Linked DNA regions of Homo sapiens: regions 1, 3, 4, 5, 6 and 7 are each linked to region 2. The links are chromatin contacts, found by Hi-C in ENCODE. All regions are on one chromosome and are shown on one strand. The core of a region is the stretch at or near the end of the contact, and the rest is flanking DNA. Distances in the headings are between cores, read along the strand shown. Region 1 holds the start of ZNF615 (zinc finger protein 615). Region 2 holds the start of ZNF805 (zinc finger protein 805). Region 3 holds the start of ZNF613 (zinc finger protein 613). Region 4 holds the start of ZNF649 (zinc finger protein 649). Region 5 holds the start of ZNF432 (zinc finger protein 432). Region 6 holds the start of ZNF616 (zinc finger protein 616). Region 7 holds the start of ZNF614 (zinc finger protein 614).

Region 1 (3,049 bases), core at 368-2,867, 5.2 Mb after region 2:
TTAGGATTACAGGCATGAGCCACCGCGCCCATCTTTTTTCTTATTTCTTTTCAGATCTCTTTATAGGCCGGGTGAAGGGTGAAGTGGCTCACACCTGTAATCCCAGCACTTTTGGAGGATGAAGTGGGAGGACTGCTTGAGGCCAGTTCAAGACCAGCTGGGCATCATAGTGAGACCCTTGTCTCTACAGAAAATTAAAAAATTAGCCAGGTGTGGTGGTGCCCACCTGTAGTCCCAGCTATTCAGGAGCCCAGGAGTTCCAAGTTACAGTGAGCTGTGATCTCCCCAGGCACTCCAGACTGGGCAACAGAGTGGACCTTGCCTCAAAAAGAGACAAAAAAAAAACAAAAAAAAAGAAAAACTCTCATATACCAAGGGTGAGAAGAGCAAATGGAACACGAACTTGACTCTGAAAAATAGTTTGACAATTTCTCTGTATATTTATATACTGATACCTATATCACACACATAGATTCACACAGGCATTTCCTTTCTCTCATTCTTCTAATATAGGAAGTTTGGTTGGATTTATATTTACAGTTCAGCATTGCCATGACTTTGCACATACTATTCGCGGTTGGCACACGTAGTATAACGTGATCTCCTTCTTAACCTTTCTTTCTTTTGTTTTTTTTTTGAGATGGAGTTTTGCTCCTGTTGCCCAGGCTGGAGTGCAATGACGCCATCTTGGCCCACAGCAACCTCCGCCTCCCGGGTTCAAGCGATTCTCCTGCCTCAGCCTCCCGAGTAGCTGGGATTACAGGCATGCGCCACCATGCCTGGCTAATTTTGTATTTTTAGTAGAGACAGGGTTTCTCCATGTTGGTCAGGCTGGTCTCGAACTCCCGCTCTCAGGTGATCCGCCCACCTCGGCCTCCCAAAGTGCTGGGATTACAGGCGTGAGCCACCGCGCCCGGCCTCTTTCCCAACCTTTTTTTTCTCACTGAAGTGGTCCTGTTCCCTTAATTTCTGGCCACTTCTCCTGAGTCCAGCCCTCATATTTGGCTCCACCTGGGTCCCAGGCTCTCCCCTCCGCCTTGGGAACTATACTTTCTGGCTTTTACTGGCTTTTCCCCATGCCTTTCACCCAACATAATTTTGGCACGTTCCAACCGTTTTCATTACCTAGTCTGTGACTGCTACCCCTGTTCCGTCAGCGTAGCTAACAGCCCTCTTCTGCGTTCAAAAGGCGCTTCAAGCTACTTTGTTAGAAATCTGGCTTTGGCCGAAGTGTCCCCTCTCGGCCGGTTCTCCTTTTCCCTCACAAGGAACTGTTTCCTAACCTTTGTACAAAGTGTAAACGTCGCGGCCATCTTAGCCTTCTATTCAGCTGCTGAAAGGGATTTACCTCCACGCCATTTTTGTCTTGTGTAAACTGGAGCCTCTGTATATGGACCCGTATTTATGAAGGGTTGAGGTGCCAGGAAATGGGACAGTTTCAGTGCTCTTTCATCTTCCCGGCCATCCCCGGTCACCCCCGGTCACCCCCGGTCACCAGCGCCAAAACGCGCCCTTTGCCTTGTGTACGTCAGATACTCAAAGATGGCGGCCCCCATGGAGCCAAGGCGACGAGGGCGCGGCCATCTTGCATCTGCGCAAACGCTGGGAACGCCTCCGACCCTGGATAGTCGCCGTCAGGCACTGAGGAGGCCGAGAGATGAGGCCGGAGCCCACCAAGTTCTGGGAAGTAAGTTCAGTCACTGGGTGGTCGCTGTGGTGACGGGGGAGGAAATTCTGTCCGTGGCTGGGCGTGTTCGTGGACAGTGGTGATGGACTGGTATCTGTCGGCGCCAGCGTTTGGCGACGCCAGTGGAATTCTTTCAGGAGCTTAGCGTGGGTCCGATTCCTATCGCAGGGGAACTACAAGAGGTCCGTGATAGGGTGTGTGTGTGTGTGATCGGGGTACCTCTGGGACCAGTCACAGGGTCCTCGTGTAGTTTGTGGTTAAAGATCTCTAGAGATCCGCTACTGAGTGCCCAAGTCACATTCTGGTGTCTTTGGTGTTGTCCTTTGGCGGGGCTCAGTGATTGCGAACTGGAGGGTTTGTTTTGTCAGCGAATCGGTTTATGGTTCAGGTTTTGTTTGGGACTAAATGATTGAGGAACTGTCTTGGGGGTTAAGGTACGGAGGTTTCTGATCCAGGTTTTGGAATTAATCCCGGTGGCGGTGGTGGTAGCGCCACAGATTCCGATGTGGGCTGCAGCTCTGGAGGCCTGGGAACCATGGCAGGTGATGGGTTAGCCCCAGCCCTGGCTGCTGGAACAGAATTGATGCTCATTAGCATTCCCCTTCTGCCCAAGACCCTTCTCCACGACTGGTTTTTAAATCCCCTTTGGCACCTTCCATCACCCCTTGGTCTTGAATCCTCAGAAATGGAAGTTTTTGGCGAGATCAGTCATCTAGCATACCTAAAAGTAGTATGTTTTATATTTAAGATGCGGCTTCTACCCTTTGTCCTGCAAGTTTCCAGCGTATCCTCTTGGATATTTCTTTTCAGGTTCTTTCTGACACAAGTAAGATAACATCTCTGCCATGGTAAGCTCGGTTACTCAAAGATAACCTTTGTCAAATTTTCAGAATATTTCAATTTTAGACGTGTATGTTATGTGCTTAATATTCATAATTCAGATAAATTATGTAAATGGTACTATTATCTTTTTCGCTTTATATTATGTAATAAACATTTAGAAGTTGTTTTTACTGTTTGAGCCGGTGGTACTATAAGTGCATTCACATTAAGTTTATGCGTACATTTGGATAGAAGTGAAATGTTTTAAAATGTTTAGGTATTATTTTTAGGAACATTTTATGATTATCCATTTATCCATGAATTTTGTTTTTCCTGCCTTTAATCTTCAATCTAGACTATTACTTTTATTGCAGTGTATTGCTTTCTGACTCCCCTTTCCTTATAATCTATAACAAAAGATAAATTAATTTTAAATATTTATTTTATATTTGGTCATCTTAATTCTTAGTATTACAATATTTTTCTCTCTGCCTAACATATTATTTTGTGAAAATTTTTGAACCTATGGAAATATTGAAA
Region 2 (2,739 bases), core at 11-2,510:
GAAGGGGACTACTTTAGTCTGAACTGCCATGAAAGGCCGCTTTAAAGAAGTGACATTTGAGCAGAGCCAACAAGATGTGAAAGGGTCTTGCAGAGATCTGAGGATAGTGTCTGAGGCTGAATGAACTGTAAAGGTGAAGGCTGAGGGGTAGGAAAGAACTCTGCGTGATCAGATTGATATGTCTGAAGGGCTGAGCCAGGGAGGAAAGGAAGGAAACAAGGACAGAGGTGGTCAGCCATAGTGGACCTGTGTCTGAAGCGCTGAGCCAGGGAGGAAAGGAAGGAAACAAGGACAGAGGTGGTCAGCCATAGTGGACCGGGTAGGGACTTGCAGGCCAAGGCTGAGTTCGGATGATGTGTGTGACGGGAGTCCCTGGAGTGGAACTTCATCCATCCTTCAAGCAATTATTAAGCAGCTTTCAGAGGCCTGACACTTTAGCAGTGGAAAGCTGCAGAAGGGCTAACTAGAAGTGGGGCATCGTATGTGATTGGTTAGGCTGAGCACGTATGGCTTTCTCTGCTTGGTCCTCTTTTGGAGGCGGAGGCAAAAATTAGAACAGTCAGTTACAAATCAAGTCCTATTTGGGGCCTACTGTTCCAGGAGTTACCGTTTAGCCTCCTGAAATGTCACCAGAGAGTAATCTAGCTCCTTGCAAGACTAACTTAAGGCAGACTGGCTTCCAGAGTAGTTTATTGCAGAACAGGAGGCTGGTTTCCTGGGCAGGTTGCTACAAAAAAATTGTACGTCACAGCCCTATAATCGATGTATAGTCTGCCTACTGTCCGCTTCAATATTCAGTCTCTCAGGTACTACCACGACAGGAGATAAACTAAGTGACGAGCCTGCTCCACGTTTCGTAAACAAACAAAACTACAAAGAGGAATCCTGTGGCTGTCTTGGCTTCCGGCCTGCCCAGGAGGCTTCCCCGAACTAGCAGAAAAGCAGCAAGGCCGAAACCTTGTCCACTCACCTGCGCCGGGTCCGTCAAAGCCATCGCCATACCGGGACCCTGTGGCCCTAGCGGGGCGGGGGCTGCGGCGAGCAGGGCGGGTCTCGCGGGCTCAGCCGAGCCCCACCCCTTCCCTGCGCCGGGCCCGGTGACCTTGGCTGACAGTCAAACTCTCTCGTTACGGGGAGGCTCACGGTTCGCTCCGAGACGCGGAGGTCGCTGTCGGCCTCCTACCTGCTCATTTCCCCAGCGCCGCCAGGGAGGCGGCCACGGAACACCGCCCCCTCCCTAGAGCCGGCGTGGACGGAACCGTCGCTCCCAAATTACGTCCCATCCAAATGCCGGAAGTCCCGCCCCAAGCTTCGCAACCCACAGGAAACGCCCCTGTCCTGGACCATCATTGGCCCCAGGGCCCGCCGTCGCACCTGGCAATGCCTTGTAGTTAATGTAGTTTTTCTCTACAAACCACCTGCAAAGGGGACAGATCCTGAGCCGGCAGGCCTCGGTGTAAAAGTCGCAGCGGGCCTACAGCCCGGCTCAGACCTGCCTCTGTCCTGGGGGCACAACTCGGAGGCCAGGGACCAAGCGCGAGACCGTCCATTCTTGGCCGGAGGAAATCGAGCCCCAGGAGTCAGGGACATTTGCCAGGGTCAGGGCCAGTGCAGAGACCCTGGACCAGGCTCCGGACTCTGACTTCCACCTTGCATTATTTCCCCTCCGGATCCTCTTATACAGATCAGCGGGCAGTCAGAGTAACCAAAGGGGGACGTCGGGCGGCGCGATGCCTCAGGCCTGGGATCCCAGCGCATTGGGAGGCCAAGGGGGGCGGATCGCTTGAGCCCAGGAGCTCAAGACCAGCTTGAGCAACATAGGGAGACTACCAAAAAAAAAAAAAATTTTTTTAAAATAAGCTGAGTGTGCTGGCGCACACCTGTGGTCCCAGAAGTCTGTGGCAGGAGGATCGCTTGAGGACAGGAGTTTGAGAACAGTCTGGGCGACAGAGCGAGACCTCATTGGTACCAAAAAAAAAAAAAAAAGAAAAAGAAAAGAAAAAAAATAGAGCGCGGTGGCTCACGCCTGTAATCCCAGCACTTTGGGAGGCCGAGGCGGGTAGATCACGAGATCAGGAGATCGAGACCATCCTGGCTAACACGATGAAACCCCGTCTTTACTAAAAATGCAAAAAATTAGCCGGGCGTGGTGGCTGGCGCCTGTAGTCCCAGCTACTCGGGAGGCTGAGGCAGGAGAATGATGTGAACCCGGGAGGCGGAACTTGCAGTGAGCCGAGATCGCGCCACTGCACTCCAGCCTGGGCGACAGAGTGAGACTCCGTCTCTCTCTCTCTCTCTCTCTCTACTTATATATACATATATTTATATATACATATATACATATATACGTATATATACATATGTATATATACGTATATATATGCACATATATATTTATATATATATTTATATATATATTTTTTGAGACAGGGTCTCGCTCTGTTGCTCAGGCCATAGTGCAGTGGCGCGATCACAGCTCACTGCAGCCTCAAACTCCAGGGTTCAAGTGATCCTCCCACCTCAGCCACCCAAGTAGCTGGGACTGCAGGCACGCACCACCACGCCCAGCAAATTGAGGGTTTTTTTGTTTTGTTTTGTAGTTTTTGTAGTCAGTTTCACCATGCTGCCCAGGCTGGTCTTGAACTCCTGTGCTCAAGTGATCCACTCACCTTGGCCTCCCAAAGTGCTGGGATTACAGGCATGAGCCACAGCATCCAGCCTACTCAAAAAAAATTTTTA
Region 3 (3,021 bases), core at 260-2,759, 5.3 Mb after region 2:
TATACACACATTCACACAGTAAACCTGAGGAAGAAGAACGAAAATCTTTAATAGAAACCTTATCATTTTCTTCGTTTTGTTTTTTCCTTTTTCTTTTCTCCTTTTCTTTTCTTTTTTTTTTTTTTTTGAGGCAGGGTCTCACTCTGTTGCCCAGGCTGGAGTGCAGTGCTCAATCATAGTTCACTGCAGCCTAGAACTCCCGGGGTCACGTGATCGTCCCACCTCAGCCTCCCGAGTAGCTGAGACTACAGGCGTGTGTTACCACACCCAGTTAATATTTGTATTTTTTGGAGAGACAGGCTATGTTGTTCAGGCTGATCTCCAACTTCTAGGCTCGAGCAATTCGCCCACTTTGGCCTCCCAAATGCTGGGAATATAGGCGTGAGCCACCGCGCCAGGCCACCTTACCATTTTAGATTTGATTAATCTTTGATCTTCCCCAAAGCTTTCCTATTTACCAGGATGAGAGAAAGGAGAGATGTGAGAAGTCAAATGAGATTTGTAAACCAGTCCTTGCAGAGAAACTTAAAAGGGACTGAGAGGGAATGTACCGTTGGACCTGAACACACACACCAATCAGGATGCCCTGGCTGCCAAGGCTTCAGCCTTCACAAGCTTCTCCACGACTGTCACATCTAGACCTCCCTAACATGGTCACACCCCCTTAGATTAATCCAAAAACCTGGACCACACACCTAGGTTCACATGAACCCGGGCTCCTCCTCACTGAGTCGCATATTAAATCCTGATTACAGCCTGGAGCGAAGGCTCACGCCCGTAATCCCAGCACTTTGGGAGGCCAAGGTGAGAGGATCGTTTGAGGCCAGGAGTTGGAGACCAGCCTGGGCAACATAGTGAGACCCCCGTCTCTGCAATAAACAGATAGATTAGATAGATAAATTAGATAGATAGATAGATAGATAGATAGATTAGATTAGACAGATTAGATAGATAGATAGATAGATAGATAGCGTGGTGGCGCTCACCTGTAGTCCCAGCTACTCGGGAAAGCTGAGGTGGGAAAATCACCTGAGCCCCGGGAGATGGAGGCTGCAGTGAGCCACGATTGCGCCACTGCACTCAAGCCTGTGTGACAGAGCGAGACCCTGTCTCAAAAATAAAAAATAAAACCCCGAATCCGAAGCAGACACAGTTTTCCTTGACAAAAACCACTCCTCACTCCAGTCCTCAATCACCGAGCCCTACAGAGTGACCCGCAAAGGCACCAAACCCTGATCACGGACTTCCAAGTGTTGCTCTGGACAGACTCTGACCACCGACCACTGGGATCCCTCAGGGCTGACTCCGGAGACGCCCCAACCCCAATACCCCGACTCCCACTTGCTCCCGCTTCCCCCACAAACTCCACGGCTCCGCACTAAACGGACGCCCACAGACACCCTCCTCCCCTCATCCTGACAGACAGACCCACACACAGACCTGATTTTGCGGGGAACCCACCGAGACTTCCCAGAACCTGCACTTTCCTGAATTATTCCACTTCTGGGCCCTCCCCCAGCCTCCAAGCCGGCCTACGGCGGCCGAGGAAGGTCTGAAGTTGCAGGTGTACGGAGCACGGACGACTGGGAGGTAGTAAGTTCGCGTCCTCTCGTCACGGATACTGGAGGCAGCCATCTTTGAATCCTGCACGTACGGAAGGTAAAGTGGACCTTTTCTGCCCAAGTATTCAGGGATAGCGCGGGACGGTGAAGAACTCCATATTTTGGCACCTAAATCCTGCGCCCAAGTTTCATTTATTTTCAGAGGGTCGAGCTTAGCCAAGACAAACATGGTATGGCTACGTGCACCTTAGCGGGCTGGGGAGAAAAGTCATCCGCTTTGCACAAAGAATGACGGGAATGACACAATGGGCGCGGCCATCTTAACACTTAGGTGTCCGTACAAGTGAAAACGCTTTCTCCACAGAGGAAAAAGAGCAATCGCACCCTGAGTCATATACCGCGAAAACGCATCTAGCTACATGTGGAGGACAAGAGGAAGATTTTTGAGGACCAAAAGGGTGTGGAGAGGCAATCGAGGTACGAGGATATTGTTCACCCCGTCAACGGAAAGTGAAAAAACAGCGACCCCTGGAACCTCATTTACATTTGAGGGACACGGTCACCGCCCAGTGCAGGTAAAGAGAGCAGCCACCAGCCAACCGGAAAAGGAATCCAATGCGGGAGGCGGGAATTTTCCTTAAGAGAGAAGAAGGGCCTTCCCTCTGCTGTAGGTGGAGTCAATCTTAACGTCGGGGCTTTCGGAGAACCAAGTGCCTAAAATTCTGGAAGGAATAAATAAGGCGACTCTGGGAGAATGAAAAGTTGTGCAAGCCCGGGCGCGATGGCGCACACGTGTAGTCCCAGCTACTGGGGAGACCAAGGCAGGAAGATCGCTTGAGCCCAGGAGTTCCAGGCTGCAGTGAGCTATGATCGCACCTATCAATAGCCACTGCACTACACAGCCTTGGCAACCCCTTCATGAGGAAAAAAAGAAAAAAGAAAAAAAAAAGTTGTGCAAGAAAAGTAATCATAGGATACTACCTGACTGACCTATAAATATTATTTACATAGTCATCATAACGTAAATTCTAATTCTGATCCAACCTAAATTAAGACAATTCCATTGGAAGAATGAGAAGGAAATTCCTGCATGCAGTGGAGTGTTTATATTTATAACAGAGTTTTCACGTGTCCTTCATGATACATCTATAGAAAATGCCCCAAAATGCAAACTCCATTTCAGAAACATACCGTGTTACTTAAAATATCAAATCTGTGAAGAGTGAAAAGCTTTACAGAACTATATGACTCCTTAGGAGAATTGCAAAATAAAAGCAAGAATCTTATGACTCAGGAATTCCACTCCTAGATACTTATACAACAGTAATGAAATGATATGTCCTCACAAAGACTCACAAGAATGTTCTTAGCACCTTTATGCATAATACCCTGAACAGGAAACAGTCCAAGTGTCCATCAGTACATGAATGTATAAGCAAATTGCAGTGTAATCATACCC
Region 4 (2,907 bases), core at 329-2,828, 5.3 Mb after region 2:
AGAAGAGATACAGAGACAAAGTATAGAGAAAGAAAAGTGGGTCCAGGGGACCGGTGCTCAGCATACAGAGGACCCGCGCCGGCACCGGTCTCTGAGTCCCTCAGTATTTATTGATCATTATCTCTACCATCTCGGAGAGGGGGATGTGGCAGGACAATAGGATAATAGTGGGGAGAGTGTCAGCAGGAAAACATGTGAACAAATGTCTCTGTGTCATAAACAAGCTTAAGAAGAAGGTGCTGTGCTTTGATATGCACATACATAAACGTCTCGGTGCATTAAAGAGCAGTATTGCCGCCAGCTTGTCTCACCTCCAGCCCTAAGGCGATTTTCTCCTATCTCAGTAGATGGAACATACAATCGGGTTTTATACCGAGACATTCCATTGCCCAGGGACGAGCAGGAGACAGATGCCTTCCTCTTGTCTCAACTGCAAGAGGCCTTCCTTCCTCTTATACTAATCCTCCTCAGCACAGACCCTTTACGGGTGTCGGGCTGAGGGATGGTCAGGTCTTTCCCTTCCCACGAGGCCATATTTCAGACTATCACATGGGGAGAAACCTTGGATAATACCTGGCTTTCTGGGGCAGAGGTCCCTGTGGCCTTCCGCAGTGTATTGTGTCCCTGGGTACTTGAGATTAGAGAGTGGTGATGACTTTTAACAAGCATACTGCCTTCAAGCATTTGTTTAACAAAGCACATCCTGCATAGCCCTAAATCCATTAAACCTTGAGTCAACACAGCACACGTCTCTGTGAGAACAGGGTTGGGGGTAGGGTTACAGATTAACAGCATCTCAAGGCAGAAGAATTTTTCTTAGTACGGAACAAAATGGAGTCTCTTATGTCTACTTCTTTCTACATAGACACAGTAACAGTCTGATCTCTCTTTCTTTTCCCCACAGTGCACTGTTGTTAGTGCTCCAACCTCACAGTGCAGGGGTTGAGGTGTCAGGAGAGGGAACACATCAGTGCCATTTCACTGTCTCCTGTGTCAAAGCAAAATTAAAATGCAGACCAGAATTCAAAAACTCCTGAGCAAACAAAACCCAGTAGGCCTTAAAAACAGCCTTAACCTTGCTTAACCTGCAAACATAAGCAACAATTCACTTGAGTCATTTCTGGTAAATGCTTGTGTTAGGGAAGGACAAAACTCAATCTCAACCGATCAAAAGTAGGCAACTCACATGCTATTATGTCATTAGGGACTTTCCAAGGCAAATTTAAAAAAATGCATTTTTATAATTGTAACTAATCAAATAATTTCTTTGTTTTACTCCTTCACTCACCCTGTGAATACTTGTGTCTAATGCTTTAAGCATAGAAGCGCGAGACTTCTTTTGGTTTGATGCTTCCTAATTCATGAATTGCTGTTTGTTCAGATAAACTCTAGAAAATGCTCCTGCGCCTCAAATTTTTGCTTTCAGGAGAGTCATCCCGGTTTAATGACACAAGAACAACTGTTTCCCTTCTGTACGGCAGATCTACCAAGATGGCCGCGCCCAGAGAGCCGTGGCTCAGGGCGCGGACATGTTACCTCCTCGAAGAGAAGCCCATGTCCCATCGTCCTAGCGCGGCAGAATTGACTCGCGCCCTCGTCCGCCGCCATAGGCCAGTGCCGGGGTTTAAGGGCCAGGAAAGGAAGCATTCAGGGAATTTAGGTGTAGCCAGAAGAAAATCAGGTGAGTGTTTGGGTCTCTCCGTGGAGTAGGTTAAAGGGGTAGGGAGCTTCTGAGGAGCCTGTGGGGAGAGCTGGCGGCCTGGGCGGTGGAGCCTTTGGGTTGGGGTGCCTTTGCGGTCCGGCGTGGGAGAGTTCTTGTGGTCGGGCGTTAAAGGTCTGTCGAGTTCAGCGACTGAGACTCGGCGTCAGAGTTTGGGGTCTCTGAGGGTCACTCTGTTAGTAGGCCTCTGGATCACTGGATGGAGAACTCTAGGGGGACGCTGCCCAGCACGCCGGCTTTATCACCGACGCCATTATTATCACTCCAAATGCTGCAGTTTAAAGTCGGTGATGAAGCCGGGGTGCTGGGCAGCGTACGAGGGTGTGTGGTGTAGGTTTTGGGGTGAATCGGGGATGTGTGTTAAGTGTTTCGGGGAGGCCCAGGCATGTGGGGCTCAGAGGCTTGTAAAATCTGGTATTTTACAAGCCCAGGCCCCTGGCTGGGGTTGAGTTGTGAAACTATAACCGCCCACCCTTGCCGGCTGCCTAGACAGAGCCGACTTGTTAAGACAGGGAAATTGCAATGGAGAAAGAGCAATTCATGCAGAGCCGGCTGTGCGGGGAGACCGGAGTTTTATTATTACTCAAATCAGTGATAAAAGAAAAATTGAAGCCGAATTAAATTTACAGGAGTTTCCTTGAGCAATGAACGATTCGCGAATTGGGCAGCCCCCAGAATCACAGCAGATTAACAGAGACTCCAGGGGTGCCTCGTGGTCAGAACAAATTTATAGACAAAAAAGGTAAAGTGACATACAGGAATCGGAAGCGAGGTCCAGAAACAGTGAGATTGGTTACCATTCGGCGTTTGCCTTATTTGAACGCAGTTGGAACATTCAGCAGTCTATGAGTATGGCCGCTGGGACTGGCCACCACTCAGCTATTGTTACAGGTGCATACGATTAAGTTCGGTTTTCAATTTTGTCTGTTAAGCTAGGTTGCAGTTTATCCACAAGGACTCAAATATAGAAGTATGGAGTCGTTCTCAGGCAATATTTAGTTTGCTTAAGCATCAGTCTCCTTGAGCATTTGGGGATCAAAGTTTCCTCCTATCCCCCAGACGGAATCTAGCTCTGTTGTCCAGTCTGGAGTGCAGTGGTGCGATCTCAGCTCACTGCAACCTCCGCCTCCTGGGTTCTAGCGACTGTCCTGCCTCAGCCTCCCGAGTGGCTGGGATTACAGGCGCCC
Region 5 (2,700 bases), core at 94-2,593, 5.2 Mb after region 2:
GAAAGGGGCCATACGCATAAGATGATGGAACAGAGAGCCTGGAGGGTGGGGTATAGAGAGTGTAGGGGAAGGGAGAAGGCAGACAGGTAAAAGGAAAAAGAATGTTAAGTGTTGTTCAGCCTCAAGACTGACATGATGAAAGTACCTTTATTGTGGTTTTTGTAAATTAGAATGCATGCTTTATTATTAAAAAAAACACAATTGAAAATGTTAAGGACCTTTTCCTCCTTGCTTCTTATAAGAAACCATCATAAGACATAACTTGTAATAATTCTGTAGAAATATACATATATAAAGATATATGTATATATATATTTTAAAATAGTATGTTTTTATTGCAAAATATTCATTAGTGTCATCATATCATAGCCAGATCTACAACCCCAGAGTAATTCCCATGGTTATGTTACATGGCAAAAAGGACTCTGCATTGTAATTAAGTTTATTAATCAGCTGACTTTAGCATTGGGAGATTATTCTGGATTGCCCAAGCACTTAAGAATAGGAGAAACCGGAGAGATGCAGCAGCAATAGTCAGTGGTTTCAAATATGAAAGGGATTTCACATACTATTGTTGGCTTTAAAGATAGGAAGTCGTGGGGGCAAGGAAACTCTCTAAAGGAAATTAATCTGGCAACAACCTAAATAATTCTAGAAAAGGATTCTTTTCCAGAGTCAAGAACAGAGCCAGGTGGTTCTTCTCTTCTAAAGACATTTCCATGGGCCAGTTCCACCGCAAGCTTCTCAGAGAGAATATGTTCTGCCGTACGGACACCGAACGTCCCCTAAGATGGCCGCCCCCATGATGCTCTCCCCTAAGGGCTCTGGCTCCGTTACCTGCAACGCACCGCTCGCTTATTTTTTGTTCTAGTCTCTCTTGCTTCAGTTTTTATACGGCTTCTAAAACGCTTCGCATTTACAATAGTGACTGAGGTGCCCAGAGGTGACTTTAATTTTCCATTGAGCTGAGACGTCACAGCCATCATAACCGCTAAGAAGGGATGCCGCGCCTTTGTGGTAATAATGGGTTCTGGCCTTTGAGAAGTTTGCGCCGTTCACTGTCCCCTGCGAGGAGAAGACTAACTTATTTCTGTTCCGTGTCTGTTCAGAGGACTTTACCCCCACGCCGTGTCTGCCTGTGTGAACTCAAGCCTCTGATAAGCTCTCCATTTTCTGCCAGGGCTGAGGTGTCTGGAAATCGGACAGTTTAAGAGGCCTCCGTCCACCGCGTCTCCCGGCCGCTGTGCCTTCTGTACGTCACGTACTCAAAGATGGCCGCCCCCAGAGCGGCGAGGCGACGCCGGCGCGGACGCGTCTCCTCCTGAGGAAAAGCCGGAAGGCCGCATTCCGCTCTCCATGGAAACGCGGCTGACCGTCTCTGGAGGTTTAGAGGGGGAGGGAGTTGGGCGAGGGGCCCAGAAGTGGAAGAAGTTTAGGGAAGTAAGTTCAGCTTTTAAGAGGTCGCGGCGATTCCAAGGAGAGTCAGGTCAGTGTGTGGGTCAGGGCGTGGAAACGTGGTGGGAGGGAGCTTTCTGAGGGCGTCTGCGTTGTTGGTGGCGCTATATGGTGGAGGTAGCGCGGGGGTTGGGGGAGGCGGGGGCGGGTGTTTCCTTTTGGAGGGGAGCTGGTAGGAGTCCCTGGTGGGTGTCTGTGATAGGATATCTTTGGGGTCCCTCATGGAGGCTCTGGTGGTCAGTGATTAAAGGCCTGAATAGATCAACGACCAAGAGTACTGAGGTCAGGGATTGTGGTCCTCGCGGGTCACTCCCCAGTGGGGCTCAGTGATTGAGAATCGATGGGGTGGCTTTTGTCAACGAATGTGACTTCTGTTTCACATTCTGGATTAATCTGAGGCTTAGTGATTGATGAATCATTAAGGGAATCCAGTGTACGTGTGTGTCTATTCCAGGTTTTCCTATTTTATCTGGCGGGGTGGTGGTCTTTTGTCTAGAGACAAGTGAAAGCCGAAGTCTTTTCACAAGAGCCCTGGCTGGTTTTGTGTGTGTGTGTGTGTGTGTGTGTGTGTGTGTGTGTGTGTGTGTGTGTGTGTGTTGAGCTCAAACTTTGGCTGGAACAGACTTGATGAACGTTAACATTTCCTAAAAGTTTCAGGTCCGAGTACCTCCTCCACAATGAGTTTTCTAATCCTCTGGCTTTCCACAACAACCCATGCTCTTGAACCTGCAGAAAATGAAAGTTTTTTGGGGGTGAAGGGGGGCGGATGAATAGGCTTTCTATTTAACATTATGTTTTTAAATTACTGCGCACAAATTAACAAGAGCCTATTTTTATCCTTCCTCTTGCAAATGTACTGCATATTTTTATGGGTGTTTCAGGTTTTGTATGTTAGTATATAAAGGCGGCTATTTTCCCAGTATTTATATTTTTGAATTGTTTTCTAAATTTGTATTTATAACTCGTATTCCTTTTCTCTGTCTCCCTCTTTTTTTCTATGTGTTTCTTGTTCTTCATATTGAAGTGTGTATATAAACATTTTTTTTTTTTTTTTGAGATGGAGTCTTGCTTTTGTCGCCCAGGCTTGAGTGCAATGGCTGGGCTCACTGCAAACTTCGCCTCCTGCGTTCAAGCCATTCTCCTGCCTCAGTCTCCGAGTAGCTGGGATTACAGGTGCCTGCCACCATGCCTGGCTAATTTTTTCTATTTTTAGTAGAGACAGTGTTTCACCATGTTGACAAGGCT
Region 6 (2,898 bases), core at 319-2,818, 5.1 Mb after region 2:
GAGTCTGTGGAGCCCTAATTGGGGAAAAGGAGTCAGCCTGAAAGGACCAGGAGAAAGCAAAGAGATAAAGCAAATAAGCTATAAATCTTTCTTCATGGTCCAGAACATATAAAAAAAAATAGAGGAAGCAGATAAGCTGTAGGTCTCTTTTTCTTTATGGCCAAGGACATATGGCCTTTCTGTGGAAAGAACGTAAATAAGTCACAAACTTTCTGCTTTCATTTATCATCAAACGCCTCAGCTAACAGAAGAATGCAAGTTAGCTCCCTGCTACCTTGGCCTCCCAAAGTGTGGGGATTATAGGCGTTAGCCACTGCACCCAACCAAATCTCCTCTTCTCATGGCTCACTGCAGCCTTCACCTCCTGGGCTCAAATGATCCTCCTTCCTTACCCTTCCGAGTTGCTGGGCCCACACGTGCAGGCCACCATGTCCAGATAATTTAATTTTTTGTAGAGAGGTCTGGCTATGTTGCCCAGGATGATCTCAAATCCCTGGCCTCAAGCAATTCTGACACCTCAGCTTCCCAAGTAGCTGGGACTACAAGAGTGCATTACCAAGCCTGGCTACTTTTTGTATTTCTTGTAGAGATGGGGGTCTCACGATGCTGTCCAGGCTGGTTTTGAACTCTTGAGCTCAAGTGACCTGCCCACCTGGGCCTCCAAAACTGCTGGCCCATCTCAAAAGACTTAATCCATTTCAGTATCAACTCTCAAAAGTCTTAATCCATTCCTGTATCAGCTCTTAGGGCAGAATACCCCCTAAATATTATCTGAACCACACATGGGTGAGAATCAAGGTGTGATTCATCCTGAGGCAAAATTTCTGCCCAGCTGTGAATCTGTGAGGCCAGAGAAGTTATCTGCTTCCAAAATATAATGGTGATAAAGGCATAGGATACATCCCCCAGCCCTGGTAACCACCCTTCTAATCTGTTACTGTAAATTTGACGTTTGTACTTTGCACGTGTAAAAGCACAGGCAGTATTTGTCTTTCTGTGTCTAGCATATTTCGCTTGGCATAATGTCTTCCGGGTTCCTGGATCCAGCCACGGCTCCACATCAAATCCCCAGCGAGATCCTAGTTCCCTGACTATTGAGTAGCTTCAGCATCATCGGCAAGAGTGGATGGAGTCCACCAAGCTTGTAAAAATCGGTTTTGACTTAGTTCAACTTGTTAAGAAATCATCTTAGTTTCTAATATAAGTGGACCACAACTTTAAGCTTTAACCTTAAATTTTGAAACATTAACTTAAAATAGGCAGGCAGCAACGCTGCTTCACAGGACAAGAAGTAGTCAGAAAACCAAAGACATGCTGCCTGTGAACCAGAGTAAATAACAGGCTCTATTTCGGCCCCGCTTACCCCATGAAACCCCGCCCCATCCTCCGCCGCGGCTCCGTCCCGCCCCACCTAGCCACGCCCACTGCCGCTCCGGCCCGGCTCCACCCTCTCAGGGTCCCTCCCCGAGTCAGGCCCCTCTTTCCGACCCGCCCCTTGCTGGTCGCGGCTCGCCCAGGCCCCGCCCCCTGGCCTCCCAGTTTTTTCTCTCCGCTAGCAGTTTCCGTCACTCCCGGAAGCAGATTGCGCCAGGGAAAGGCCTTATCGCTGTGTGTGTGTTTCAGTCTACGTGGATTAAACATTACTTCGCTCCGTCTGCCTGGATTAAACGTGCACTTTGCAGTCCTCACTTCTCCGTACCAGTGATCTGGGGATCGCTACGGACCTTAAAATACCCATAGCCCCTTCGCCCCTGCAACAGGCACTTCTCCCCACGTAAGTCCGAGAATTGCTTCCCTGTCGGTTTAAAATCTCTCTCAGGCTGTTCCTTGCCCCCTGCCTTTCTGCCATGTAGATAACCATGTCGATAACCCCATTCAGGTCGTGTTCCTGCTTAAAACTCTCATTGACCCCTGCTTCGGCCCCGGGCGAAGTCAAGTCCTCCCTCGCGAGGTGGATTCCCACCAGTCGAGACCCCCGAGCTTCGCCCTTGTCGACGCCTGGAGGGGAGCGCCCGCTGCCCAGCTCCTGAAGGAGCCGCTTCTTCTCCCAGGTCCTGGGATTCTGCAGACCCTCCCTGTCCTGAGACACCGTCCCCCGCGCCACCTAGTGTCCTCCGCGCGCCACCTAGTGTCCTCCTCACGCCGGGTCCTTCCCCTCCCCAGGCTGCCCCTTCACAGCCACTGCTTTTCCTGACTCCGCGTTGCAGGAGGTCACCCGAGTCTGTCTTGTGACACCCACTGTCGTTCCTTCCCAAATTTTTACTCCACTGGAAAATGTGCTCTTCCGGGAGGTGGGCATCGTATTCCTCCCCTTTCCTCCTGAATGTGTGGGTGAGAGGGATCAGGAGAGGAAAAGAGGGGGAGCGACGGGACAGAAAGAAAAACTGGGGAGAAAAGAATGAGTACACGGCAAAATGGATGATAATTTAGGTACTGGCAAAGAGAGCAAGAGTGCAAGAGGACGCATGGAGAAAGTAGCACGGGGAGAAAAGCACATAAAGAAATTAGGGAAAAGGGAGAGCTTCAGGGAGCTGAAGGGCAGCAAAATAGAGAGGGGCGGCAAAGGAGGAGGCACTGCAGTCAGACGCGGGGGGCGGAAAAGGTAAGAGTCGGAGCCGCGGCTGACAGAGCCACGTGGTGCTGGGACTGAAGGAGAGGGGAGTGGGTAACAAAGGAGAGTAGAGGGAGAACCACAGCAAGGAGGAAGCCTAGGAAGTTGGGGGTGCTAGAGAGTGGGAACAAAGGAGATGTAACAGGGAAAAGGGAATTTAACAGGGAAGAGGGATTTTAACAGGGAGAGCAGACAGGGAGCTCAGATGGGGGAAAAGAGGCAGGAATACGTGGCGGCTGGGGACAATGGGAAAGTTTGGGGAGAAAGAGCAACAAGAGGTGAAATAA
Region 7 (2,958 bases), core at 312-2,811, 5.2 Mb after region 2:
GCTGAAATTTAATCCTGGATGGAATATGTTATAACACTCAAGAAATACGAACATGAAATTCTTATTCTCTAGAAATTACAAAACGTAAGTAAAATGAAGAAATTTTAAGTCACCATAATTGTACGGAACAGTCAAATATTGTTAGTATATTCTCCAGAATTTTTCAAATGCATGAGCATATTTATTTTCTGAAAGAAAACAGCCTATTTTGCATTTATCATGCCATGAACTTATTATACATCATCATACCTATTTTCTAAGATCAACATGTTTTATAATATATTCATGATTATGGTACAAAGATAGTAAAATTAAGTATAAATTGGGAATATTTTTCAAGTAAAAACATGGCATTCTCTACCTATGAACACAAACAATATTAATTCAAACTAAATGTCTTGTTTAACCAATCACAATTTTCCAAAAGATGTTTATGATTTCTTCCAATAACAAGACCATAAAATATATACTATCCTGCAGATCATTTTTTTGTCCTCTGACAAAGTTTTCTTTTTTATAAAACAATTGTAGCATATTCTTTTAAATTGATATATACTCTTACAGTTCAGCAGATGTTCCATAATTTACCAAAGTATTCATCTCTCATTGTAATTCCCTTTTTTTGTAAATTACAAAAGTTGTGGTTAATATTAAGACAGATTTGCCTAGATAGCTTTTAGAATTGCTGTGTCAAAGAAAACGAAAAAATTAAATTGGCTCTAGGTTGCCTTCCAAAAATACAATATTTACTTAAATCTTCTACAGTTACAACGCCAACATCTGCAAAAATAGAACTAATATTTTTTAAGTGTGACTTTTTAAAAAATCTGGAAACATTGCAAAGTAGGATGATCGCATTCTAATAATTTCATATTCTTAAGTGCCCCACTGTCATCTTCCTTTACTTCTGGAAGGAAACATGTAGATATTAACACAGTTGCACCTTCACCTCCTCATCCCCTTCCCCACTGGCAGTGGTTTTAATAGCAAGCCCCATGTGGGTATTAGCATTTAATGGAGCATCACTCCTGTTCTCGGCTTCGTCCATTCAGTCAGAGTCTAATCTAACCCACAAAAGCCTTACCCAGCCCAGAACCCCCGCCCTATCCCCAAATCTAACACTTTCAGTGACCACTGGTTTTGGCAACTCTGTGACCGCTTCCTGGCCAGCACCGTGACTTCTTCAAACCTTGTTTATTTTTCCAAATTGTCCTGGATATGAGCATCTTCTCTGCCGTACGGCTGCTGCCTTCCTCTAAGATGGCCGTGCCCATGGTGCTCCAGCTAAGGCTCCACTCTCAGCTATAATGGGCACAAAGGGCGCCGCCATCTTTTTTCCACAGCAGGCTGAATAGAATGCCACTGCGCCGTGTTGGCCTTGGCTGGGCACCCGACTCTTGAGTGTCCCTTGCAACGAAGAGAGAAAGGCACTGAGGTGACTAAGAGTGATTCCCACAGCCATTATGGCCGCTCCTGTCAGAAACGCTGCGATGGGCGCAGCCCTGTGACCTCATAGAGCGGCGCCCGCAGTCTGAACTCGCGATCCCGGGCAGGCTCCGTGGTCCTCGCCTCGCTTCACGGTCTTTACCGCTCAGCTTCCCGGAGTCCGCGCAGGAGCGCGTCTGAATAGGAAGCGTTTTCGGACGTGGATGCGGCGTTTTGTCGCTGCCAGTGGTGTCTGGAGAGGTTCGGGCTCGGGTGAGTCGAGTTCTGGGCATGGACTCGCGGCCTGTGGGTCTGTGTACCGATGGTGCGTGGAGCGTCCTGATTGGGGCTGTATTTGAACGCAGTCGCTGAGGAAGCGGGGCGTTAATGACGGGTCCTTTGGCTGTAGGGATGAAGAGTCTGAGGAAATCAGCGACGAGTCCGACTCTGTCTGGGTCTGGGGCCCTTGTGAGTCACCCTTTACGGGTGTTGGGCTGGGGGACGGTCAGGTCTTTCCCTTCCCATGAGGCCCTATCTCAGGCTATCACATGGGATATTATCTTTCCTGAAGAATATAACATGTGCTCTTGAAAAAAATGTTTATTTTACTGCTGTTGAGTGCAGTGTTAAATGTTCGTTAAGTCTAGTTGGTTGATAATGTTGTTCAAGTTTTCGGTATCCTTGCTGAGTTTCTATTTGTTTTCTTTATTATTGCAAGTAGGGTAATGTAGTCTTCAATTATTATTGTTGAATTGTCTAATCCTCTCTCATTCTGTTTTGCTTCATACGTTTTTAAATTATCATATTCTTATATATACACCCTTATATTATTATTGCCAGCCATTGTAACCATTGTTGCCACTCACCTAGGCCTTGGTGTCCAGAGTTTTATTGGATATCAGTTAACACACACACACACAATTGACTGCCTATGAGGCTGACTTCAATCTCCAGCTCCTCCAGATATCAAACTAATACCACGTGGTCCAAGGTCTCCCACAGTAAATCACATTATTAGGATAGACAATTTGGCATGGCTTAAATTGCCCTGATAACCAAAGACAGTTTTATCAAGCAGCGTATTCCAAAGGCTTAGAGTTTGCCTCATAGGAACTGTGGGCAAAGGACAAAGCTCTCTTGGGTAAAGTTACTCCTTTAGCGCATAATGTGAAATGAGACAGTTCTTGTGATTTGCTTAGTACATTGGTCTTGACACGAGGTATGTATACCCAAAGAGCTTACAGAGACTTTCGAACCAGTACATGGGCACACGTGGTTTTTAAAGACATTCTTGGAGCCTTCCATGTGTTCTCTTTCCTAAAATTGATCTGTCTGAGAATTCACCTTGAAGGGGGCCACCCCTCCACAACCTGTGGGTGTTTCTTGTCAGGTGGGATGAGAGACTGAGAAAAGAAATAAGAGACAAAGTATAGAGAAAGAAAAGTGGGCCCAGGAGACCAGCACTCAGCATACGGAGGACCCACGCTGGCACTGGTCTCTGAGTTCCCTCAGTATTTATTGATCACTATCTCT

The links. A loop is a pair of places that touch in the nucleus more often than their neighbours do. Pooled maps may share reads with other maps.
Region 1: a loop to region 2 is called in a pooled map, with 11 times the contacts of the local background. The contact joins the promoter of ZNF615 here to the promoter of ZNF805 in region 2. A Hi-C loop is called at or near these places in 2 of 50 pooled maps.
Region 3: a loop to region 2 is called in a pooled map, with 12 times the contacts of the local background. The contact joins the promoter of ZNF613 here to the promoter of ZNF805 in region 2. A Hi-C loop is called at or near these places in 4 of 50 pooled maps.
Region 4: a pooled map shows a loop between it and region 2 (16-fold over the local background). The contact joins the promoter of ZNF649 here to the promoter of ZNF805 in region 2. A Hi-C loop is called at or near these places in 4 of 50 pooled maps.
Region 5: a loop to region 2 is called in a pooled map, with 9 times the contacts of the local background. The contact joins the promoter of ZNF432 here to the promoter of ZNF805 in region 2. A Hi-C loop is called at or near these places in 2 of 50 pooled maps.
Region 6: a loop to region 2 is called in a pooled map, with 16 times the contacts of the local background. The contact joins the promoter of ZNF616 here to the promoter of ZNF805 in region 2. A Hi-C loop is called at or near these places in 4 of 50 pooled maps.
Region 7: a pooled map shows a loop between it and region 2 (10-fold over the local background). The contact joins the promoter of ZNF614 here to the promoter of ZNF805 in region 2. A Hi-C loop is called at or near these places in 4 of 50 pooled maps.

The regions. Positions count from the first base shown.
Region 1 is chr19:52,006,779-52,009,827 of GRCh38, reverse strand. ZNF615 (zinc finger protein 615) reads left to right here and starts at 1,617. Exons shown (of 7, transcript NM_001199324.2): 1 at 1,617-1,687; 2 at 2,498-2,535. LOC124904755 (a long non-coding RNA gene) reads right to left here and starts at 1,530. Exons shown (of 2, transcript XR_007067321.1): 1 at 1,349-1,530. RefSeq lists enhancers at 1,107-1,186, 1,247-1,856.
Region 2 is chr19:57,239,153-57,241,891 of GRCh38, reverse strand. ZNF805 (zinc finger protein 805) reads right to left here and starts at 1,260. Exons shown (of 4, transcript NM_001023563.4): 1 at 971-1,260. The coding sequence starts at 1,000. RefSeq lists a silencer at 963-1,032 and enhancers at 1,153-1,422, 1,443-1,662.
Region 3 is chr19:51,925,960-51,928,980 of GRCh38, reverse strand. It overlaps ZNF613 (zinc finger protein 613), which reads right to left and starts at 1,509. Exons shown (of 6, transcript NM_001031721.4): 1 at 1,441-1,509. RefSeq lists enhancers at 1,571-1,870, 1,726-2,489.
Region 4 is chr19:51,903,688-51,906,594 of GRCh38, reverse strand. ZNF649 (zinc finger protein 649) reads left to right here and starts at 1,578. Exons shown (of 5, transcript NM_023074.4): 1 at 1,578-1,681. RefSeq lists enhancers at 312-936, 1,427-1,546, 1,265-1,809, 2,900-2,907.
Region 5 is chr19:52,047,481-52,050,180 of GRCh38, reverse strand. It overlaps ZNF432 (zinc finger protein 432), which reads left to right and starts at 1,343. Exons shown (of 5, transcript NM_014650.4): 1 at 1,343-1,486. RefSeq lists an enhancer at 971-1,560.
Region 6 is chr19:52,138,608-52,141,505 of GRCh38, reverse strand. It overlaps ZNF616 (zinc finger protein 616), which reads left to right and starts at 1,568. Exons shown (of 4, transcript NM_178523.5): 1 at 1,568-1,774. RefSeq lists silencers at 1,273-1,322, 1,333-1,612 and an enhancer at 1,733-1,972.
Region 7 is chr19:52,026,982-52,029,939 of GRCh38, reverse strand. ZNF614 (zinc finger protein 614) reads left to right here and starts at 1,561. Exons shown (of 5, transcript NM_025040.4): 1 at 1,561-1,698. It overlaps LOC112268244 (a long non-coding RNA gene), which reads right to left. Exons shown (of 2, transcript XR_002958414.2): 2 at 160-2,828. RefSeq lists enhancers at 1,074-1,833, 2,304-2,958.